Linked DNA regions of Mus musculus: region 2 is linked to region 1. A link is a loop called in an ENCODE intact Hi-C map of the cell type or tissue named here. Cell type or tissue: heart. All regions are shown on one strand.

Region 1 (5,000 bases):
AACTCAAAGCATCACATCCAGCCAGTATCACTTAGTTAACTGAGAACAGGGAACACCAAGAGTTTGAAATAATCCTTAGGTATCCTGAAAATGTCTTGGCTTGTTTTATGGCCTTTCCTTCTCTTAACTCAGCATCAATGACATTTTTAAAGAAAGGTAAAGATGCTAAGAGTTGAGGTTAGAGATGAAAACTGGGTTGCAGGTGGGGGGGGGGGGGAACTAATGTTGGAGGCTGGCAAGAAACTAGAAGTTACCAATGGAAGTAGGAAGGAACTTGAGTGAATGGATAAGTGTGGGAGACATGGGAGAGGGGTAGCAGGAGGAAGGATTAGGATGGAGAGCCTAAGGCTGTCCTTGAAGCAGTTGTATAAGACATTTTTGCTGTTGTTATAATTGGTTTGTAAGAGTCTGTCTGTGTACCCCAGGATGATCCTGCCACCCCTTAGTGATATCATTCCTAGCTGCCCTGGGCTGTCGTGCCTTGCATGCCTCTTGTAATTAAAATGAGTTCATATCAACTAGCCTAAAAGATTTAAGAGGAGGTCTTGCCAAGTAGCCATGACCGGCCTGAACTTTTCTATGTAGACTAGACTGGCTTCAAAGTAGCAACAGTCTTCCTGCCTTTGGGACTCCAAGCAAGCACCACAGCCCTGGCAAAGCCTCAACTCTGTTATCACTTCCACGAGTGTTTGTTTAAGGACTGAAATTTTACTTGGTTTGAAGGAGAATTACTGTACTAATATTTAAGTAAAATAACTAATAGCCATCCCCAGAAGCTTATTCTGGGAAGTCTGGCTTTCCACAGTCCACGTATCTCCTCCTCCCATCTATTCCCTGGGTTCCTTTCTGAATTACCTATCCAAATATATAAAGCAGTGCATTTTACTGCATAGGGAGAATGTTGATGATGCCAACAATGGCTCTCTTGTTTGACCTCACTGGAGCCTTGGGTAAGAGGTGAGTCAGAGCAACCAGGAGTCAGAAACATCTTGATTGTTTGCCAGGATGAGGTAGGGGTGAAAGTTGGTCCCGGCAGGGGTGGTTTTTTTGTTGTTGTTTGTTTGTTTTAACTTTTTCTTTTTTTTCTTTTTCTTTCTTTCTTTTTTTTTTTTTTTTTTTTTTTGGTTACAGTAGCTGACTCCTACCCATTCCCCGCCTACTACCCACCCCAGGAGCCTCTACTGATCAAGGACATTTTCAGTACTTGCCACCAAGTAGCTTAGCAACTTCAAAGTTGTAGTGGTTTTGGGAAGTTAGTGGAGTGAAGCTCTCCCACTTGATAGGAGATGAAAGAGAGAATAATTGTGCAGGACCTGTGGGGAGACAATACAAAGGTTTGAGGATTTGAAGGAGATGGAAGCTGGCTATGAAGCTCAGGGAACTAGTAAGGCAAGGACGGCAGTAGACAAGGGGATCAGGTTCTTCAACTTGAAGTCGGAGGCCTTTTTCTTGGGGACACGAGGAATGGCACTTCAGAGCCACTTCTGGTGAACTGGTTCTGTCAAGCGCTGCTAGTCTCAGCTGCTTTCAGATGGTCCTAGTTGGGCGCGTTTTGGATCCACAGTGCTCCGCTTTGCTCCGCAGTGGCGCTGGTGGTGGGATAGCCTACTCTCAGCTGGGTGCGGTTAGGTTCGGTTGGGATCGACTGGGCGCCATTGGTCTCGGCAGCGCTTGGCTGAACGCCGATGCGTTCGACTTCGTTTGTCTGGGCTCGGCTAGGTGTGGCTCTGTGCCGCAGGCCACCGCTGGCTGCGTTCAGATAGGTTCAGCTGTGCGCTGCTGGGCTCGGCTGCATTCGGCTGTGATCCGACTAGGTTCGGCGGTGCCCGCTGGGCTCGGCTACGTTCGGCTACACTCGGCTGTGATCCGACTAGGTTCGGTGGTGCACGGCTGGGCTCGGCTGCGTTCGGCTTTGCACCGACTAGCTTCGGCTGTTCGCCTCTGGGCTCGGCTGCGTTCGGCTGTGTCAGGCTGTGATCAGACTAGGTTCGGTGGTGAGCGGCTGGGCTCGGCTGCGTTCGGCTGTGAGCCGACTAGGTTCGGTAGTGCGCTGCTGGGCTCGGCTGTGTTCGGCTAGGTTCGGCTGTGCACCTCTGGGTTCTGCTACGTTCGGCTGGAAGCCTCTGGGCTCGATTGTGTTTGGCTGTGCACCGCTGGGTTCGGCTAAGTTCGGCTGTGCATTGCTGGGCTTGGCTGAACGCTACTGGGCTCCGCTAAGTTTAGCAGGAGCCTCTGGGCTCCATTGGGCTCGGCTTCATTCGGCTAGGTTTGGTTGTGTGCCTACTAGGTTCGGCTGGGCGCCTCTGAGCGCCATTGTATTCCGCTGTGCGTTGCCGGGCTCTGCTGTGTCCGGCTAGGTTCGGCTGTGCACCTCTGGGCTCTGCTAGGTTTGGCTGGGAGCCTCTGGACTCGATTGTGTTTGGCTGTGTACCGCTAGGTTCCGCTAAGTTCGGCTAAGTTCAGCTAGGTTCGGCTGAATGCCACTTGGCTCGGCTAAGTTTGGCTGGGGCCTCTGGGCTCGATTGGGTTCGGCTGAGCATCACGGGGCTCGATTGGGTTCAGCTGAGCATCACTGGGCTCCATTGGGTTCGGCTGGGAGTTTGCTGGAGCCTGGGGCACCGCTGGGCGAGCCGGCGCTTCTAGCCTGCACTCTCAGTGGGCGTGGAAGGCGGAGCGCCCCCTAGCGAAACTGCGTCCCCAAACAGTGAGCAAATAGGCTCGCGCTCGAGCCTCGGAGGCTACCGGAGCACCGGAACTCGGCTGGGCGCCGCAGCAGCCAGCCTCAGGCGCCGGCGGTGACGCCGTCTTAACGCGACCGCGCGCTGACCAGCCCCGGTCTCCACGTCTCAGGTTTCGCAGAGACGCATGGGAGGGGAGCAGTTGGAGGTTTATCAAGATGGCGGAAGCGGAGGACTCTCCGGGAGAACAGGAGGCAGCGGCATCCAAGCCCCTGGTGAGTTAAGAGGACAGTGGCAGAAGGGACTGAGGGCGAGGCAGAGCTCCCGGGAAGCGAGTCGGGAAGGCTTCGGGATCAGAGAGCCAGAGCTTCTTGGCTTTGCAGGCCCTTGGCGTCTACAACCAGCTGACACTACACCTGGTCTTTGAGTTAGCTGCATCTCCCTTCCATTCGCTGGCCTTCTGTGCCTTTCTGAGACTCTCCGCTGTCTGTCCACACTCTAGGGGTTCTTTGACAGTGAGTTAAATGCCGAGCTTGGAGTGGTTTCTGAAGTATCCTCTATCGCTGTCATTTATCACGACTTGTCACCAGTCATTGTGAAGTACTACACAAGTAATGAAACTGCTTCTCACAGGACGTTGTCGTTTTATTGGTTGTAACCGGAACCTTTACTTGCCCGGTGGGTGACTCAAAGCAGCTAATTATTATTTGCAGGTGCTTGCTATCCCCTTCATGACACATATGTCACTAAGAGCCACCAATACTGCTTTAAGAACACTGGCTTCACAGTTAACCCCATGTGAGCTAGAGTGCATTCGCACTGAAGCTTTTGTGAGTTTGAGCATTTCGTTTCAGTGAAGGGTGTTTTTGACTCTTAAACTGAAAAGAAGGTACCTGCCTTTAAAATGGCATAACTTCTATGAAGTGCCTAATACAGTCATGAGTGGAGGAGTATAAGGAAGTCGTTGTTACGCCCTGTCGTTCTTCTTCCCAAACAGTATTTGCTTATATACTGTTTGCTCAGTAACTGCTTTCATTTCTTTTGTTTTAAATTGGCAGCGTAACAGAGAACTGAACTGAGAGGCAAGGGAACTTGGTTCAAGTCCCAGCTCTTCTGCTTACTAGCTCTATTTGTTCATCTCTTCAGCAAAAATATTTCTCGAGCATCTAGAGTGTTCCAGGCAGTCTTTTAGGCACCAGGAATGAAACTGTAAAGGAGGATATTGAATCTGGGGCTGGAGCTCAGCGGGAAAGAGAGTGCATTACATACGTAAGACCCTTTCGGTCCAATCTCCAGCACTGAAGGGATAAGGTCATTTGGGCCATCTTATGGATCAGTTGTGACCCTGAGTAAAGTCTCTCTAAACCCAAGTTTAGACGTTCGGAAAATGATGAAGCTCACCACAGAATAGTGAAAATATGTAAACTAATGCAAACATTATGCCTCCTGCCACATAGTTACAGGTTACCTAGCTGTTCTTAGTTTCCCTTTACTCCAGACTGTTCCCCGTTCTGTAATGCCTGTGATGTGTTTAAGTACGTGTGCAAGTTTGTACGCATGCACGCATGCATGTGTAGACAGGGCTTACTGTGTTAACTAGGAGTGTTTAGGAATTAGTTGTATTGCCCAATGTCTGTTGAGCTACTTTTAGTTACTACGCAAAACCTTAAATAGCCAGGCCCAACTCTAGAAAATGGTGATGTTTCTGAGACATTTTGCAGTTGTAAGCTTAATTTTCTTTCCCCCAATCTTTTCTCAGTTTGCAGGGTTGTCTGATGTGTCAATTTCTCAGGACATTCCCATAGAAGGGGAGATTACCATCCCCTCCAGAGCTCGTGCTCAAGAACATGACAGCTCCACACTGAATGAATCCATTCGTCGGACCATTGTAAGTTAGACGAGTTGAGAGACCACTTCAGTGTTATGGGAGCGAATAGGCACTAATACTTTGAAATACTTTTGTTTGGTTCTTTGATTTTTTTTTAAATATATTTCTTCTACTGAAATGTAAGAGTCCCCCTATGACTGAGTTGTTAGTGTTCTTGGCAAACAGGGGCCTTCATGGTGCTTTGATCAGCACAGGACATGGAGTTATTTTTGTTTTTCAGATGCGAGATCTAAAAGCTGTGGGAAGGAAATTTATGCATGTTTTATATCCAAGGAAGAGTAATGCACTGTTAAGAGACTGTGAGTATATGAGGTTTTTGAGGATTTCTTTCAAACCATTGATAGTTTATTGGTTCTGCTTTATAAAGCAAAGGAAAAAGTAATAAGGCGGATGCTGCTGTTTTGCAGGACTAAACAGTTCTGTAAATGAAATTG
Region 2 (5,000 bases), 240 kb before region 1:
CAGATCAATTGGACCCAAACAAAACAAAACAAAACAAAAAGTAGCAGAGAAACATTGAAACTAAATGGCATCATAGATAACTAGGCTCAACAAAAATTTACAGACACTCCATACAAACTCTATCCGGCTATACATACATACTTAACCCACGGAATTCACTTTGAAATGGATCACATACTAAGATACAAAGAAATGTACACTCAGAAACAATGACATAAAGTTAAGAATCGACAGCAAGAGAAATAACAGAAAGTACGCAAGTTCATGGACATTAAACAACTATTTAATGATGAATTCATCAATGAAGAAATAAAAAGAAAATCAAAAGTTTCGTAAAGTTTAATAAAAATTAAACTGTAGACTAAGCCAACAATCAAAGAGTACACATGGTGGGACTCATGGCTCCAGCTGCATATGTAGCAGAGGATGGCCTTGTCTGGCATCAATGGGAGAGGAGGTCCTTGGTCCTGAGAAGGCTGCATGCCACAGTGTAGGGGAATGCCAGGACCAGAAATGGGAGTAGGTGGGTTTGGGAGCAGGGGGATGGGTGAGGCAAGGGGTTTTTCAGAGGGGAAACCAGGAAAAGGGATAACATTTGAAATGTAAATAAAGTATCTAATAAAAAATATTAAAAAATTAAACTGCAATACATCAAAACATGGGACACTCTTGGACAGTCCTAAAGTGGAAGTTTATAGCTCTGATCACCTACATTAAAACTCAGATAAATTTTGAATAACTTAATGAGGCAACTTAAGACATTGGAAAAAGAAGAGCCAACAAAGTACAAAATTGTACACAGTAAGAGTAAAATGGTTAATTGATACACTTGAAGCAAAGGCACACACATGGCTCATATGATCAGTGGTTTTGTGTTGAATAAAACAGTAATGTTAGGTGAGGCTAGAAGAAGCAAGCCTACTATCTCCTTTTCAAAAGTGCTGCATAGGTGAGGTCCTCATAATTACTTCATTGAGCAGTATTTGCTGTGACTTTTATAAACAAGGGCTCTGCGGAGTCAGCCACAGCCAAGCTGGGGAGGCTGCATGTTCAGAGGATCCATATTTTAGCATCATTCTCCACAATCAGCTTCTAATAACTTCTGATATTCAAGAAGTTAAAGGGTGTCCAAGTAGAGGAGAGAGATGGACATAGAAATGCCTTGCTCCTAGCATCCTCTGAGAGAAACACCATGGGTATGCCAAGCGCCAAGCTTCAACTTGCCAGGAAGTGCACCTCACTCTGTATCTGGCAGCTGGGGATACAATCTCAGAGCTGGCTTCTACACTCTTCATTTCTTTCACTTACATTTTGATTTGTATTAGGAGAAGGGCATGCATGTCACAACACGTGTGATGGTCAAAGGACAACGTGTGGGAGTCAATTCCCTCCTTCCACCATGTAGGTGCCAGGTCATTGGACTCGTGAGGTCCCAAGCTTGATGGCAAGCACCTTTACCCACTAAGCCATGAACTGCACAAGCACTGATGATGCCTCTTTACTCCACAGAGAACAGAGGACACGGAGAAAAAAATATTTATGTTTCCCCACAGGATAGGTTTTCACTTGAAGAGAGCCAGGAGGTAACACTGTATGCAAAGACTGTAGTAGTCTGTCAAACCAGAGAAGAAAACCCCCAAACTAATACAGCACTGTGGCATGTGTAAGGTGGTTTTCACCTGGCTGTTCAAAGTAATCCTGAAAGGTATGTAGAACAGAAATCATTTTTTAAAAAAAGAAAGAAAGAAACCATTTCAATAAGAAGAAGAAAACTGAGTGACAGACAGCAAACTACCGGGCTTAAGGCACCGCCACGTAACAGCAAAACCAAGACCAGGTGTTTGTAGCTCCAACACCACAAAGCTCATATTCTGTTGCATGCCACCAAACGCTATTGAAAAGACAATGCTTTCCAATGATTTCTGCTTTGTTTTAAATGTAGGACTAATTCTGGCTCTTCTAAAGGACTTTTTTCCCCTCTCTATCTGCCTAAATGGTGAAGGACAGCAGCTCTTATCTCCTCTCCCATGAAAGAGAACAAGCTGAGTTTGAGAGGGCAAGAAAGTTAGTAAAATCATTTTGAAAAGAAAGCTAAATGGAGGCTTACTTACATCTATGACAGTGATTTTTCCCACCCTTCTCTATGGACAAATCGACTTTATACTATGAAAAAGGATTAGTTTCCATTCTTAAAAGCTTGTAGGAATAGCTAAAGAGCCTAATATTGCCAGAAGGTAGCTTTAGCACTGTCTCTGGAGGATATCCTATAAAATTCCTACAGAAGTCCCTCATGTCTGGAACTCAGGTTGGGTTAAACAAGAGTTGAGAAAGTGGCAATTCTTTCTAGCACTAAGATTCAGAAATCTGCTGAAGAACCTATGACCATTTCCCCATTGCTGCCACTAGAGGGCACTCCGATACTGACCTATGCTGCTGAGATTCCTTCCTCACCCATCTCAACCCGCCTCCAGTGTCTGAGATAACTTACAGGTTCTTTGCCATCCATGGCTTCCATCCATAGCCTTCTATTGGCTTCGGAAGGCGCCTGCAGAGTGATGGTTCCAGGTCTGGGGTGGAAAAATAACAAGTTGAAGTAAGACCATTCACCTGAGAGAGTGTTATCTTGTGCTTCTTTCATTGGTTTGGCTTGGTTTTTTCAACATATAGTTTCAATTAATGGATATTCATTGTACAAAATGATGATTTATATTGGAACATTTTCTTACATGCATATAATATACTTCTAAAACAAAATTCTTAACCACTATACTATATGGCCTCTTGTCTATGGCCATTGCTCCAAACTTTGTTTGATTCTATTTACTTTTCAGCATCTACTATAGTCTGAAAATATAAACAAGCGCCCTCACACACCCTCTAAAATGTTCTTATATTGAAATGTAATTGCCAATGTGAGAATAATACGTTGGGTCTTCACGAAGTGACACAGCACCTTTAGAAAAAGGTTTGAAGTGGAGAGTCCATTCCCTTCTCTCCCTTCTTCCATGTGAGAACAAGGAGTATGTTCTTCCTGGAGGATGAAGGAAGAGGCAAAACACTATCTTGGAAACAAAGATTCTCAGACTTCAAACCTGCTAGCACACTGATCTTGGAGTCCCAACCTAAGAACCCTAAGAAATAATTTTCTGTTGCTTATGAATAACCTATTCTCAGGCATTAAAGCAACAAACTTGAATGATGACACTGTTTTTCTCCGGAGACACTAAAGATTGATATGCCTATTCTAATATATCTAGACCTTCATATCCAAACAGGACACTTGGTATTGAGCAGACTCCTGCAGCCATGAAGCCTTAGCACAGTCTCCAGCCAGCCATATCACTCTGAGAAGTTTGCCTCGCACCTTTCTACACCATGCACCTCAGATCAAGTTGCACGATTGGAAGAGCAATAACAAGAACAGTTAAAGATGCTGGGTTAATCCCTTTGTCTCTGCACTGTCACTTCCTCATCTCTAAGTGTACTGGAACACACACTCTGGGAATTATTTCCCAGTGCTTACATCAGGGAATTCCTGCCATGCCCCTTGCCTGGTAAGCTAAATGCTCTTAAAGATAAAATTAACTGAAAGTCAGCCCTTGGCTTTCAAAACTGTTTCCCATTTACCTTTCTCTCTAAGAACCTCATCCTTTGGAATATGCCTTGTAGGACTGGCAAGCCTAGTGCCCTCTGTAAAGACAGCTATCAGCCAAATCACAAAGCCAAAAGGAGGGAGAGCAAGCAAATGAAAACCAGTTGGGCAGTTTGATGAGGGAGTCACTCAGCAAACCCAGATGGCTACCTGCCAGCTCACTTCTGATCTCAGAAGCTAGAGGAGTAAATGTCTGACTCGTAAGGAAGCATTTGGTGAGTCTTCAGTGCTACGGATAGTCAAATTTAAAGACTCTTAACGACTAGACTGGAAAAAAAACCTAAGGACTGGTTCGGAGTCCTTCACATAGGATTCATTATAACCTTAGATGAATTGTTTGCTCTCCTGAAGTTCCGCTTGCCCATCTGGACCCCATAGGCAATGGATGCCACATATTCAGTAGAGTGCACTAGTTAAGAAGTCAGCCTTCCTGAGAAATTCAAACACCTGGCCTTGGGCCCTAGATCCAGGTTAATAGCTGTGTTATTCAAATTGGTTAACTTAGTGCTGCAGAACCAGAGATGCTACAGGTTCACGCATGAAGTCAAAGCCCACAGTTCTTTTTCTCATCCTCCAGGGCCTGATGTTATTAGGAAAATGAGTGCCAGTCACATGGTTACTAATAACATCGTTGACTATCCCAGTCCTTTGGATGGGAATCATCTATTTTTTTTTAAAGAAAGACATCATAGAGACCCACAAACCCAAAATGATGAGGGTCCAAAAACATCCCAATTTTTAAATAAGGCAAATAATAGAGAAAATGTTCTAATCTCTTAGTGTATCTGATCTCGTTGATGTCAGTCCCTAATGATTTTTCCCTAATATTTTAACTTCTTGATTAAGGTCCTTTCTAGAAATGTAATCATTTTGCCAAATTCCTCTCTATTACTCAGTGCCTAATATATAGAAATAATGGATGGCAATAAAACCAGGTAGCATGCATATTCACTGATTTTGGGGGAAACGTCTTAACCAGCAAGTATGCGTATCCCCAGAATAATGTCAAATACTTCCATTTCAAAGGATAGAGGTGCCTTTTGTTTATATATTATAGTATCCAGTTTTGTATTTGTATAGGATTTCTGTTTGCTAATGTCTGTGTTCTGAGTCTATTGTGCGTTCCTTGTGCTTTTTCTTTGTCTATTTGGTTTTTGTTGTTGTTGTTGTTGTTGTTGTTCATTTTTTGTTTTGTCCTATTCAGGTTTGTTTGTTTTTATTTTATCTTACATTTTCTAGGCTGCAGGTTTTCTAATGATAGAGAGCAGGAAAAGGTGTGGCTTTGGGAGAGTGAAGAGGTGGGAAGGGTTTGGGAGGAGTAGGAACCATAATCAGAATAGATTTTGTT

Evidence for each region. Hi-C counts contacts between places; a loop is a spot of excess contacts. Peaks named below come from ENCODE experiments on the same cell type or tissue, not always from the same donor. Only the 100,000 strongest peaks of a DNase experiment are listed, where the experiment ranks them.
Region 2: a loop joins it to region 1, with 4 times the contacts of the local background. A loop is called at or near these places in 24 of 42 quality-filtered maps.

Annotation. Positions count from the first base shown.
Region 1 is chrX:98,935,336-98,940,335 of GRCm38, forward strand. It overlaps Yipf6 (Yip1 domain family, member 6), which reads left to right and starts at 2,446. Exons shown (of 7, transcript NM_207633.2): 1 at 2,446-2,953; 2 at 4,438-4,566; 3 at 4,787-4,865. The coding sequence starts at 2,897. In heart, a CTCF peak has its summit at 2,682; DNase peaks (open chromatin) are centred at 2,046 and 2,726; H3K4me3 peaks cover 2,786 bases; H3K27ac peaks cover 2,357 bases.
Region 2 is chrX:98,699,377-98,704,376 of GRCm38, forward strand. It overlaps Ophn1 (oligophrenin 1), which reads right to left. Exons shown (of 25, transcript NM_052976.4): 12 at 2,489-2,567. Among named protein-coding and RNA genes, the nearest start is that of Gm26000, 110 kb to the right of the region's middle. In heart, a CTCF peak has its summit at 2,405 (motif pointing right); no DNase peak of the experiment used is centred here.